Linked DNA regions of Homo sapiens: all the other regions are linked to region 1. Evidence: chromatin contacts called from ENCODE Hi-C or POLR2A ChIA-PET data. All regions are on one chromosome and are shown on one strand. The core of a region is the stretch at or near the end of the contact, and the rest is flanking DNA. Distances in the headings are between cores, read along the strand shown.

Evidence for each region. A loop is a pair of places that touch in the nucleus more often than their neighbours do. ChIA-PET counts read pairs that join two places held with the same protein, here RNA polymerase II (POLR2A). Pooled maps may share reads with other maps.
Region 2: a loop to region 1 is called in a map with no recorded cell type, with 4 times the contacts of the local background. The contact joins the promoter of LINC00428 here to the enhancer-like site in region 1. A Hi-C loop is called at or near these places in 3 of 37 single-sample maps with no recorded cell type and 4 of 50 pooled maps. POLR2A ChIA-PET finds 5 or more read pairs at or near these places in 1 of 52 experiments (WTC11).
Region 3: a loop to region 1 is called in a map with no recorded cell type, with 18 times the contacts of the local background. The contact joins two enhancer-like sites. A Hi-C loop is called at or near these places in 11 of 37 single-sample maps with no recorded cell type and 10 of 50 pooled maps. POLR2A ChIA-PET finds 5 or more read pairs at or near these places in 1 of 52 experiments (activated T-cell).
Region 4: a loop to region 1 is called in a map with no recorded cell type, with 4 times the contacts of the local background. The contact joins the promoter of DGKH here to the enhancer-like site in region 1. A Hi-C loop is called at or near these places in 2 of 37 single-sample maps with no recorded cell type and 4 of 50 pooled maps.

The regions. Positions count from the first base shown.
Region 1 is chr13:42,376,159-42,379,220 of GRCh38, reverse strand. No RefSeq gene overlaps it. Among named protein-coding and RNA genes, the nearest start is that of LINC02341, 47 kb to the left of the region's middle. RefSeq lists an enhancer at 1,133-1,212. Within about 2 kb of position 1,405, at least 5 of the 41 ENCODE cell types and tissues checked have a DNase peak (open chromatin) inside an H3K27ac peak, as active enhancers do.
Region 2 is chr13:42,871,076-42,874,137 of GRCh38, reverse strand. LINC00428 (long intergenic non-protein coding RNA 428) reads left to right here and starts at 1,394. Exons shown (of 5, transcript NR_126389.1): 1 at 1,394-1,580. RefSeq lists an enhancer at 699-1,487.
Region 3 is chr13:41,915,319-41,918,380 of GRCh38, reverse strand. All of the region lies in intron 2 of VWA8 (von Willebrand factor A domain containing 8), which reads left to right. Among named protein-coding and RNA genes, the nearest start is that of VWA8, 44 kb to the left of the region's middle. RefSeq lists enhancers at 377-496, 1,606-1,685. Within about 2 kb of position 1,625, at least 6 of the 41 ENCODE cell types and tissues checked have a DNase peak (open chromatin) inside an H3K27ac peak, as active enhancers do.
Region 4 is chr13:42,047,158-42,050,219 of GRCh38, reverse strand. DGKH (diacylglycerol kinase eta) reads right to left here and starts at 1,572. Exons shown (of 30, transcript NM_178009.5): 1 at 1,255-1,572. The coding sequence starts at 1,446. RefSeq lists a silencer at 1,266-1,795 and an enhancer at 2,336-2,425.

The sequences.
Region 1 (3,062 bases), core at 156-2,655:
CCTGGTGGAGGACTGATCTATTGTAGCCATTTCTTTTTCTCCTCTTCTTGGATATTCTGTTTCAAGTATTATACAAATCTGGAGATTCCTTAGAGATATGTATTATGAATCCTGAGCATCATCAGGGTAACAAGAAATAAGGCCAAATTTATTGGGGGAGGGTGGCTGGTGCACCTCTGATTATGATTTGGTAGGGCTATTTTGTCAAATCTGGCCTGTAGAAAGAAGTCTCTATAGTAGGACAAGACCAAAGAAAAGACTAAAAATGTCAAGACGGTGGTTTCTGCTGAGTCAGAAGCCCAGGCCTCTCTTCCCAAGATTTCACCTCCTGGACACTGGTCACTAGCTAGGATCAACACAGGCAAGGAGTTATTTCTATCTCCAGTAGGATTGACTATTTTAAATGATTTGCGGATTCAGCCATTTCATAGCAAACAAATCCCACATCACAAAAACCACCAGGGAAATTGCCACTAATGAGTATGCTTGTTAACGACCTTAGTAAAGAAGGCAAGAAGGCAGTGGCTGAAACGGCTGGGCCCCAGAACTGTGGTCTCCCCTCTGAAGCTGGCCTCACACCCTGAGGCTGAGGTTAGTGTGAGAAGACAGTGTGACCTCTCACTTCCTACGCACCTCCCTCCTGGAGAACCATCTCAGGACCTCAGGATTGGCCTCTGGATCTCACCAACTAGTGCCCATGACTTTCATGGGTGTAAAAATAAAATTATGGTGGTAAAGCTCATGGGGTCATCCCATCTACTAAGAATCTGAAAGACTGATGGGTCATGCTTTGTGGCCCAAAACCACAATCTAGTCTGATGGTTCCATTGCCTCTGCCATCTGATATGATATCACACGGAGGGAAGAGGCAGAGCCTAGGAATAAGGCAGCCTGGAGCCAGATTATGGAGGGCTCCATGCCAAAAATACTAAATATAGATTATTTCTGGACTCATAAACTTCCCATGCCAAGAAGTCATTTTCTCTGATGTTTGTGGGGGAAGCATGGACATGGTATTGAAGACACCAGTGATTTAGTTAAATCACAGGAAACTCCTATAATCCCTGTGCTACTAGAATTCCCAGCAATACGTTTATGTAAGTAACTATAACATGAGATAATAAAAAGCTACCTAGAGAGAAGAAGAAGAAGCCCAAAACTCTTCAAGTCTCTTTAGAAGCAAAGGAAGTACTTTTCTGATGCAAAGCTTCGTAGCAGATATAGTAACACTTTCCGTTTCCACTTTCTGAATTACTCATCTCACTATTTACCATCCCAGAGTTACCAAGGGTAACAGTGAGACAAAAATGTACCCCCACTGGGACTAAAAAGGAAGTCTGGGTTGTATTTCACACCTGCTCCCTCTCCTTCAGCTCTGCATTGGGTGACAGATGCAAAACTCCTTCAGATTTGACTAAAGGTAACCCACACTCCTGGAGTTTGAGTGAATACCCACAAGCCACAGGCTAAATATGTCAGAGGGAGTTTTATAGGGGTTCCCACAGCTTCCCCATTTCCTTCCAGCTAAGTAACATGGTGCCCAGGGTTCTTTTGGTGCAGTGCAGCTTGGAGATTTGATATACGCAAAGGGGTGCATCTGTTTCCAGAAGGGCATAGTTAGCTGCCATTGGCCATCATGCTCGACACAAACTACTCCGCGTTCACATCATCACAATTTACATTATCTTCTATATCATTTTCTGTGACACATTAAATTCCCCATGCAAAAGCCATTTTCCTATCTCTTTCCTTTGCTAGAAAAAGAAGTCAATAATGACCACATTGCTTAGTGCTTACAATAGTTTTATTGCTTTTGTACTAGGTTATGATAGACACTGCACAGACATTTTAATTCCATTTAACAAAAATAAAACAGAAATACAACTTTCAAAATGAAATTGAGTACTGGCTAGGCACAGTGACTCACGTGTGTAATCCCAACTCTTTGGGAGGTCAAGAGCAGGGAGTTCAAAACCGGCTTGGGCAACATAGTAAGACCCAATTTCTACAAAAATAGAAAATTAGCTTGGCATGGTGGCATGCTCCTACAGTCCTAGCTACTCAGGAGACTAAGGCAGGAGGATTCATTGAGCACAGATGTTCGAGGCTGCAGTGAGCAAGGATGGGACGTACTGTATTCCAGCCTGGGCAACAGAGCTAGACCCTGTCTCAAGAAAGAAAGACAAAGGGGGTGGGGGGAGGAAGGAAGGAGGGGAAGGAAGGAAAAAAGGAAGGAGGGAAGGAAGGGAGGGAGGGAGGGAACCAAGTACCAGTGCTGAGGACATGTAATATACTAAAAGAGCCTATAATGTGAATTTGAACTTTGTCTGCCACCTTGAAAAAGAGTAATAGAGAAGTCTTTTTTTTTTTTTTAACATATGCTGTGTCTCACAAGCCCTTCATCCAATGGGAAAACAGCAAGTGTGGAAAATTTAGAACACATCTAGTATTAGGGCATAGCCCAAGTTGCTGTAGCAAAGTTACACAAAACACAGTGCCTCAAGCAGAATGGAAAAATATTTCCTTTTAACAGAGGAGCACATAGGTTGTGGGTAAGGCAAGGCCAAGAAGCTGACTCTGCTCCATGAGGTCCTCCAGGGACCCAGGATCATCTTCTGTTTTTAAAAAAAATTAAATCTAATTTCTATAGAGCCAAATACACTTTTCCAAGTGTTTCCACTTGTTGCCCTAGCAACATTCCCTAGAATGTTGCTCTTATCTGCAGCACCTCCTCTTTATTCTGCCCCAAAGGAAGGGTAAAAGAGAGTACAGAGCAATCAGTTTCTTTTTAAAGGGTATTAGCAAGAAGTTGCAACTCACATCCCATTGGCCAGAATTTAATCACATATCTAGCTTAAGTTACCCCAGGAAAAGGAGTTTGTGTGCCCAATTAGAACTTGGAAGATTATAATACAAAAAGGATAAAGGGGGAAATGAATACGATTACTATATGCCACAACATCAAAATCTTTACAAAGCTTGGGGATTGGATTCTTTTCTAATATCTTTCAACAAATGAGAATATAGTACTGGAACGCAATTTGCAAACAACACAGCAAAAG
Region 2 (3,062 bases), core at 145-2,644, 490 kb before region 1:
AGCACCTTACCATCTATCGCTTTGTAGGGGAGGAGACCAGCTTTTCCTCTCTCCATCTTAGGTTCATGGCTGAGGCCCCTATAACAAAAGACAGATGAACCAGAGAAAAGCTTACATGTTTATTTAACATGCATTTTACATGAAATGGGAGCTTTCATAAGGAAATAAATACCTGAAGAAACAGTTAAACCTGTGTATTTTTTAAACCTGTGTATTTTTATGCTGGGTTTGATGAAGAGAGGAGAGTCATAGAGAAATATAATAGGGTGAAAAGTATGACATGATGATTATAAACTGGGGAAACTCAGCAAGGCCAGTTTGTTCAGTTTCCCTTCTGTGACCTTTTGTTTTCAGGGATAAGGATGTTCCTTTCTTCCTGGCATAGAGAGGGCACATCTTACATGAGAGTCTATGACCTCTTTCAGGGGAAGGTCAGAAAATCTTTCCTAGGTTTTATGAACTGCATCAGGGAAGGAGGCTGGGGGAAAGTCAGAGACACTTTCCCGCTTCTGCTGTTTTCCTCAAATTTCTTCCGTTTAAAATATTCAATACGCCAAGGAACCATATTTTGGAGCAGCATGCCCTGAACCCCATCAGCTTCACTTTTTGTATGTGTACAACAGACACAGAGTGCAGATTTAGAGAGGCAGTCATTTGATCCAAATGAAAAGCCATGCTTCACAGGATACTTTCCTTGTCTGCACGTGTCAAGTCCTCATGTTCATGCACAGTATGTATCTCAAATGTACTCTCGAATGAGAGTAGATACTAATAGTTTAGCAGATTCGTGTTTTCTATTTTTCATGTGGTGAGTGATGTCATATAGCCCCCATGGTAAGTGTTGATAAACATTTTGGGATTTATAGGTTTGTCATTAACATTCTCATGAACAAAGTATTTGATTTTCCATTACACATTTCCTTTCACTTTTTGAGCCCATTAATGCCAAAACATTTTTTGCAAAGTTAAAACGTGTTACTGTCAGGCCTCTGAGCCCAAGCCAAGCCATCGCATCCCCCGTGACTTGCACGTATACGCCCAGATGGCCTGAAGTAACTGAAGAATCACAAAAGAAGTGAATATGCCTTGCCCCACCGTAACTGATGACATTCCACCACAAAAGAAGTGTAAATGGCTGGTCCTTGCCTTAACTGATGACATTACCTTGTGAAAGTCCTTTTCCTGGCTCATCCTGGCTCAAAAAGCACCCCCACTGAGCACCTTGCGACCCCCACTCCTACCCGCCAGAGAACAAACCCCCTTTGACTGTAATTTTCCTTTACCTACCCAAATCCTATAAAACGGCCCCACGCTTATTTCCCTTCGCTGACTCTCTTTTCGGACTCAGCCCACCTGCACCCAGGTGAAATAAACAGCTTTACTGCTCTCACACAAAGCCTGTTTGGTGGTCTCTTCACACGGACGCGCATGAAATTTGGTGCTGTGACTCGGATTGGGGGACCTCCCTTGGGAGATCAATCCCCTGTCCTCCTGTTCTTTGCTCCATGAGAAAGATCCACCTACGACCTCAGGTCCTCAGACCGACCAGCCCAAGAAACATCTCACCAATTTCAAATCCGGTAAGCGGCCTCTTTTTACTCTCTTCTCCAACCTCCCTCACTATCCCTCAACCTCTTTCTCCTTTCAATCGTGGCGCCACACTTCAATCTCTCCCTTCTCTTAATTTCAATTCCTTTCATTTTCTGGTAGAGACAAAAGAGACATGTTTTATCCGTGAACCCAAAACTCCGGCGCCGGTCACGGACTGGGAAGGCAGCCTTCCCTTGGTGTTTGATCATTGCAGGGACGCCTCTCTGAGTATACACTCACGTTTCAAGGGTGTCAGACCATGCAGGGACGCCTGCCTTGGTCCTTCACCCTTAGCGGCAAGTCCCGCTTTCCTGGGGCAGGGGCAAGTACCCCTCAACCCCTTCCCCTTCACCCTTAGCAGCAAGTGCTGCTTTCCTGGGGCAGGGGCAAGTACCCCTCAACCCCTTCTCCTTCACCCTTAGCGGCAAGTCCCGCTTTCCTAGGGGGCAAGAACCCCCCAATCGCTTATTTCCGCCGCACCCCAACCTCTTATCTCTGTGCCCCAATCACTTATTTCTGCACCCTGACCTCTTATCTCTGTGCCCCAATCCCTTATTTCCCTGCCCCAACCCCTTCTCTGCTTTCCTGGAGGGCAAGAACCCTCCGCCCCTTCTCCCTGTCTCTACTCTTTTCTCTGGGCTTGCCTCCTTCACTATGGGTAAGCTTCCACCTTCCATTCCTCCTTCTTCTCCCTTAGCCTGTGTTCTCAAAAACTTAAAACCTCTTCAACTCACATCTGACCTAAAACCTAAATGCCTTATTTTCTTCTGCAATGCTGCTTGACCCCAATACAAACTCGACAGTAGTTCCAAATAGCCAGAAAATGGCACTTTGAATTTTTCCATCCTGCAAAATTCAATAATTCTTGTCGTAAAATAGGCAAACAGTCTGAGGTGCCTGACGTCCAGGCATTCTTTTACACATCAGTCCCTTCCTAGTCTCTGTGACCAGTGCAACTCGTCCCAAATCTTCCTTCTTTCCCTCCCGCCTGTCCCCTCAGTACCAACCCCAAGTGTCGCTGAGTCTTTCTAATCTTCCTTTTCTGCAGACCCATCTGACCTCTCCCTTCCTCCCCAGGTTGTTCCTCGCCAGGCCGAGCTAGGTCCCAATTCTTCCTCAGCCTCTGCTCCTCCACCCTATAATCTTTTTATCGCCTCCCCTCCTCACACCTGGTCGGGCTTACAGTTTCGTTCCGTGACTAGCCCTCCCCCTCCTGCCCAGCAATTTACTCTTAAAAAGGTGGCTGGAGCTAAAGGCATAGTCAAGGTTAATGCTCCTTTTTCTTTATCCCAAATCAGAAGCGTTTAGGCTCTTTTTCATCAAATATAAAAATCCAGCCCAGTTCATGACTTGTTTGGCAGCAACCCCGAGACGCTTTACAGCCCTAGACCCTAAAAGGTCAAAAGGCCGTCTTATTCTCAAAATACATTTTATTACCCAATCTGCTCCAGACATTAAAACTCCAAAAATTA
Region 3 (3,062 bases), core at 376-2,875, 460 kb after region 1:
CATACATATTGATGAATTTTTCCAATTTTAAGAAAAGCTGAATATCTTCTCTGTGCTGAGCACTGTGCTGGCCAGTGCTGTAGATTTAGTTTTGATAACAGCTATATTGGATCATAGAAACATCAGCCCACTTTATAAATGATTGGCTTTATATAAGCTACGTAAGCTGATGTTTTATATATGTATTTTTCTTTTGATGTCTTCAAAGAACCTTATTTTATTCATCTTTGTATTCTTGGTGCTGAGCATATAGTAGGTCCTTAATAAATATAGCTGTGTGAATAAATTAATTTTTTAGTTCAGTTAGTTCGTGTTGTAAATAATGAGGACTTTGGTGCTAAATATTTTCACCCTTCATGTCCATTATATCTAACTACAGAATGTTACATGGTAAATAGGGGAAAGTTTAGCAGATGAGCACGTAGTTGCAGTGAGGAGGTTAGTCATGCTTCCTTTGAAATCTTGTGTTGTGATGTGGTAGAAAAATCAAATTCAGGGGCATGTTATGGGCCTAGATGTAGATTCTTTCTGAGCTATTTTGTGGGGTGATGAAATGGTAATGAAATGTCAAGTGAAAGTACTCTAACATAGGCTTTACCAGTGAGGATGTAGTAAGTACTGGGTTCCTTTCTCCCTTATTCTTCAGATTTGCCTCTAGGCCCAGCAGGTAATTTGAGTGTAAACTCAGGAGCCTATTCATATCCACCAAATCCACACTATACAGCCTGGTGTCCAGGGTACACAGCAGAGATAGGAGTTTGCAGGTGAGGATGAGACTTGAATAATTCTCCCGTACCTGGTTCTCATTGGCTGAGGGACTGGGCATGGTGCTTTACCTATAATCCTCACAAACCATACTCAATAAGTATTATTATCTTTATTTTGAAAATAAGGAAACTACAAATCTGCGTGTTCTGCACATGTATCTCAGAACTTAAAGTATAATTTAAAAAATTTAAAAAAGAAAATAAGGAAACAGACCTGAAAGAGTCAAAATGCTTGTCTAAGGACATGGATAAAAGACAGGATGAAAAATCACAGTAGGTCTGTCTGGCTTCAAAGACTTTTTTTTTTCCTCCATTATATTATGCTGCTTTTTGGGATACTAAGAAAACATCAACAGTTTTGAAGGATTTATTATAATAGAATCTGACCTATGCTTAATTTTCTAGAATTTTAATTTTAACTTTTATATGTATGAAAATTTGAGTTCATGAAGGGAGAAAATTATAATTTAGATAACTATGATAAAATTACTTTAAAGCCTTTGAATATGGCTGGGCAAAAAATAGTACATATTTTTTGAAAACAAATATTGGTTAGGAATTGAATCAGGGATTTAGGCCAGTATGAACTACATGTTTTTATCTTTACATAGAAAAGGAATCTTAGAATATAGGATCAAGCTCTTTGGGATTATTTTGACATCGGTTTATTATTATGTGGACTCCTGGAAGGTAGCATTTTGTGCCTGAAAACATTGAAGTTGGGGATTTCTCTCGTGTACTGTGCTATGTTTATATTAGGTTATGCATGGCAGTTTGGCACTTTGTTTTGCAGATGTTCGTAATGTACAGTCTTGAATCTTGTTTCTATTTCTGGCGTGCTTTTAAGTATGACTCATGTTTTCTTGAGGCCATTCTAAAAATACAGCTAGTTTCAAGCATTAATGTAAAATATACCACAGATACCACATAGCACTGCATGATGCTTTCTTTCAGTAGTTTAGTGCAATTTCCTGACAAATTAAATATAGACATGCTTTTTGGTAAAATACGCTATACTAAAACATGAATAAGTGAAAGTTGGATTTTCTTTGAGAAGTAGATCCTCTGATAACATAATATTCATTACAAAATAACTTTGAAATTTTAATAAAAGGAATAAAACATACCATTGATACCACCAAAAAGAAGTAGAACTAATGGCTGGAACAGCAAGTCTGCTAAATTTGATGTAGCCCTGAGAGGTCCACACTTGTAGGGAAAGTCTTGCACCTGAAGCTGGACACCTGTTGAAAAGCTTTTGGAGGGACTGTAGAACATAATGACTGAAATACAAGTTTTGGACTTAAACAACTTAGGTATAAATCTTGGTTTATGGACTTAGCAGCTATAGACAAATGATACTACATTTCCAATTTTGATTTTCTTATTGTAAAATGGGAGTAATGAGTATTTAACAAACACAGCATTTACTGTTATTAGACACTGTTCTAAGTGCTTAATATAATCCTCATAACAACTTTATAAGTAAGTACAATTGTATCTATTATACAGATGAGGAAACTGAGCAGAGAGGTTAAATAACTTGATTAAGGTTACATAGCTAGTAAATAGTAGAGTTGGAATTTGAACCCAGCCAATCTGTCTTGAATCTGTGTCTTTATACAATAGGTCTGCTGCTTTCTAGAATTGTTATGAGATCCTATGTGAAAAATCGTTTGTATGTTTACCTGGTACCTGATAGGAATGCAATAAATTATAGCCATTATTAGTATTGTTATTGAGGGAGAATAAAAGCAGGGAAAATGTATTTTCTTTGTGAAGGTATGCCATAGACTACAAGGCCAGCCATGGGATTCAGAAGTAGCTTATATGTATTAAGAAACTTATGTAAAATTGGAATGTGATGATGAGAGCCTTAGATATCCTGACAACTCCTACAGACTTACTCTAAAGGTAGAACTTATTCTCTACTGATTTCCTCGCTAAAAGTTTTATCTTTCAGAAGGTAAAGGAAATAGAGAGAAACTCTTTCTCTGGGCTTAATTGTGACAAACTCATTAGTGGTGTGCAGGCAACAGAGGCCTTGAGAAAAAATAATGACTACACAATATTTCTCAACTATGGTGCCATTGACATACTGGGCAGGATGAGACCATCTTGGTCATTGCATTTACCATCACAAAATATCAGTGGTGTACCAAATTATTTCTCATTTCCCAAAGCTTTACAACAACCCAAAGTACTCCCAGACATTTTCCAAATGCCTCCTGGCAGGCCTAGAATGGTAGCAGTATGGTCACCAGTTGAGAACCACTGCTGAGTGCTAAGAATAAA
Region 4 (3,062 bases), core at 323-2,822, 330 kb after region 1:
TTTTTATTTTTAATAGACATGGGGTTTCACCATGTTGGCCAGGCTGGTCTGGAACTCCTGGCCTCAAGTGATCTGCCTGCCTTGGCCTCCCAAAGTGCTGGGATTACAGGCATGAGCCACCGTTACCGGCCTCCACAGGCACTGAATAAAAATTATGTTTCCAAATAGGAGTTCATTGACCTTAGGGAAAATTTTTCATAAAAATAACTGTAGAATGAATTTTTTGCAAATTTATTTTTAAAAACGGTACCCCAAGCCAATGATTTTGTGGTTCCGTTTTCAATATCCTCGTTAAATTTCCCTACTGATAACAGACTCTCTCTGTGAAGATTTTTAAATTACAATGAAAATTAGAATACATAAAAATCCTTTAATATCCATAAGCATTTGCTTTGGTATGTTCATGATCAAATTAAAAATTAACTTTGAGACCTCACAGGTCGACAGCACAAGCTTCATTAACAAGAGTAACACACCATCCTAATGTCCACACAGCACAGAGGTAACTTCTCATTATTAAAAAGAACCATGGACGCATGGTTCTGAACCCTGCCTGCACTTGGCGGGAACCTGCGACACGAAAGCCTGGCCAGCCCTTGGAGCCATGCAGGGTGCGGTTAAGCCGCGAACACCATGTCCCACTTGCCTGCCTCGGGGCTTCTGCCTTCCAGACCGCAGCAGGAGGCAGAGGGGCAGGAAAGGCTGACCGGTGTCACCTTCCACCCACCCTCTGAGTGGGCCTAAGTGGGAAAGCAGCAGGGCTCACTGCAGCGCAGGCTGGTTGGCCAGCACATGCGCACGCTCCCCCGAACGGCAGGGAAGAAAAATTGAAACTCTCCTTTTAAGTTCCCTAAGTAGGAACTCGCGACTGCGCGTCAGCTTTTTCCCACGCTCCCGCCGAGCCGCGGGTTCCCTGCACCCGCCTCTGCCAGTCGAACTCCCTGGGAGCCCAGGCTCGCAGCCTCCCGCGCAGCCGCCGGGAATCCGTCCCGCAGCACCGCGGTCCAGCGCCCCCGGGCCCCGCCCCACCCCTCCCCGCCCCGCCCGCGCCCCAGGCCCCGCCCCGCCTCACCGTCTCACCATCCCCGCCTTCCCCGCCTTCCCCGCCTTCCCCGCCTTCCCCGCCTTCCCCGCCTTCCCCGCCTTCCCCGCCTTCCCCGCCTTCCCGGGATCGCCCGGCGCGTTCCAGCGCCCCCGCGCCCTCTCCACCTCCCGCTTTCCACGCGGCCCTCAGGCCCGCCTCCTCCGCCCTACCTTGGTCCGGATCTGCCCCGAGGTAGACACTTTGCGGATCAGTTTCTGGGGTCCCTCTTGCTCCGCTTCGCTGTCAGACGAATCCTCTCCCGGCCCCGCCGAGGCAGCGGCGGAGGTGACCGCGGCGCCGGCTCCGGCGGCCGCTCCTCCAGCGGCGCCCGGAGGGTGGTGCTGGCCTCCGGCCCCTGCCATCCTCTCCGACTCCTGCGGGGACACAGCACCGCCCGGCGGGGGCGGCGGCGTTGGTCAGCGGGTGGGCTCTGCCCGAGCGGAGCCCGGAACCCCGTGCCCGGCCGCCGCCGCCATCTTCCGTTTCCCTAGCTACCCCCGCGAGGTAAGGGTCGCCCGGGGCAGGCGCCCTCCAGGCAGGGGTCCACCCGGCTCCTCCGCTCGGTTCCCGCCGGAGCGGCGGCCACGGTGGGACGCAGAGGTAACGGACCCCCGCCCGCCTCGGACCCCTGCGCACCCAGCCTCGGATAGGACCAGCGCGGGTAGAGAGGATGGGGTGACAGGGTTTGGAGCAACATCTCTTCCACTCCCTTACGGTCTGGGTCCCTAGGATGGACAGGAGGGTGGGGGAGGCAGGAAACCTCTGCAGCCCACCCCGTAGTGGCGATGCCCGCACACCCCCTCTCACTTCTGGACAGCAGGGGCAACGCCGATCCCTGGGGAAGAATGGGAACCTGGAGCTTCCTCCCAGCACCCTTGGGTGCACCCGCCACCTCCTGAACCCCGAATCTCTCCAGAGACACTTGGGCCTCGCCGCGCGGTTCCAGCTGAATAAAAGTCCCCTCTGCCACCAAGACAGTCGGGGGCTGCCCCTCGTCGGTTTCCCCACCCCCAGCCCCACTCCGAGGACCGTACCTCTCCCGCCTCCGCCAGGGCCGTCGGGTCCCCTCAGCTCTCCTGACGGCGGCGTTCAGTTTCTGGCCCACCCCCACCCCCATCCGGCGCACACGGAAGAGAAGAGCATTTTCCGGGAGGTTCAGCTCCGCTCTGAGAACTTTTCGTTCAGAAAGAGCGATCCCCTTCGGCTAACAGGAAACTGGGAAGGGCGTGGAGAAAGCGCAGAAACAAGAGACTACACGCAGCCCAAGACGACAGAACGCACAAGAAGTGTCTAAGCTGAAGCGCTAACCGAGATTGCCTGGAAGAAAACAATACACTCGAGCCATGCGAACACCAGTACCCGAGACAAAAAGCCTTGGAAGTCCTGGCAGAGCCACTCCCTAGCCCGGACTAGAGCAGGAGGAAGTGGGATCAACAGGCTGTAGCCACCGCGCACAACTCCCCTGCAAGCTGGCTGCGCGGGCACTTGGGAACCGCGGACTGGCAGCGGGTTGTGCACGCTCAACGTCAAAGAAGCCTCACAGGTGTGAGGGGGCTGCGGTGAGGGGGCTGCGAGAGAAGACATTAAAACGACAGATCCCTCTTGTCATCCAAAGAGAACACCAAACTGGTGTTAGCTATATTTTTAAATAGGACAAAAAGTCCCTGCCAGACTGTGGAGTCTCTCCACCTGGAGAAAGCATTCAATCTCTGTTATGTTCATGCCTTTCAGTACCATTCCTTTCGTATTTTTTCAGTTGACATGACCTTTAAGGTTCCTCCAAACTAAGGTTCTAATTTTTTTTTTTAACTTGCAGTCTTACTCCCAACAAGAAATTTGATATATTAGAGCTAACAGTTCTAAGAAGTTTTAAGAAATAGTATGCAATCCCAATACTGGACATCACACTGTAAATTAAATTCATTAAAATGTAAAATGTGTTTAGTTCAAATATTTAAAGACAGGAGACTGCTGCTAT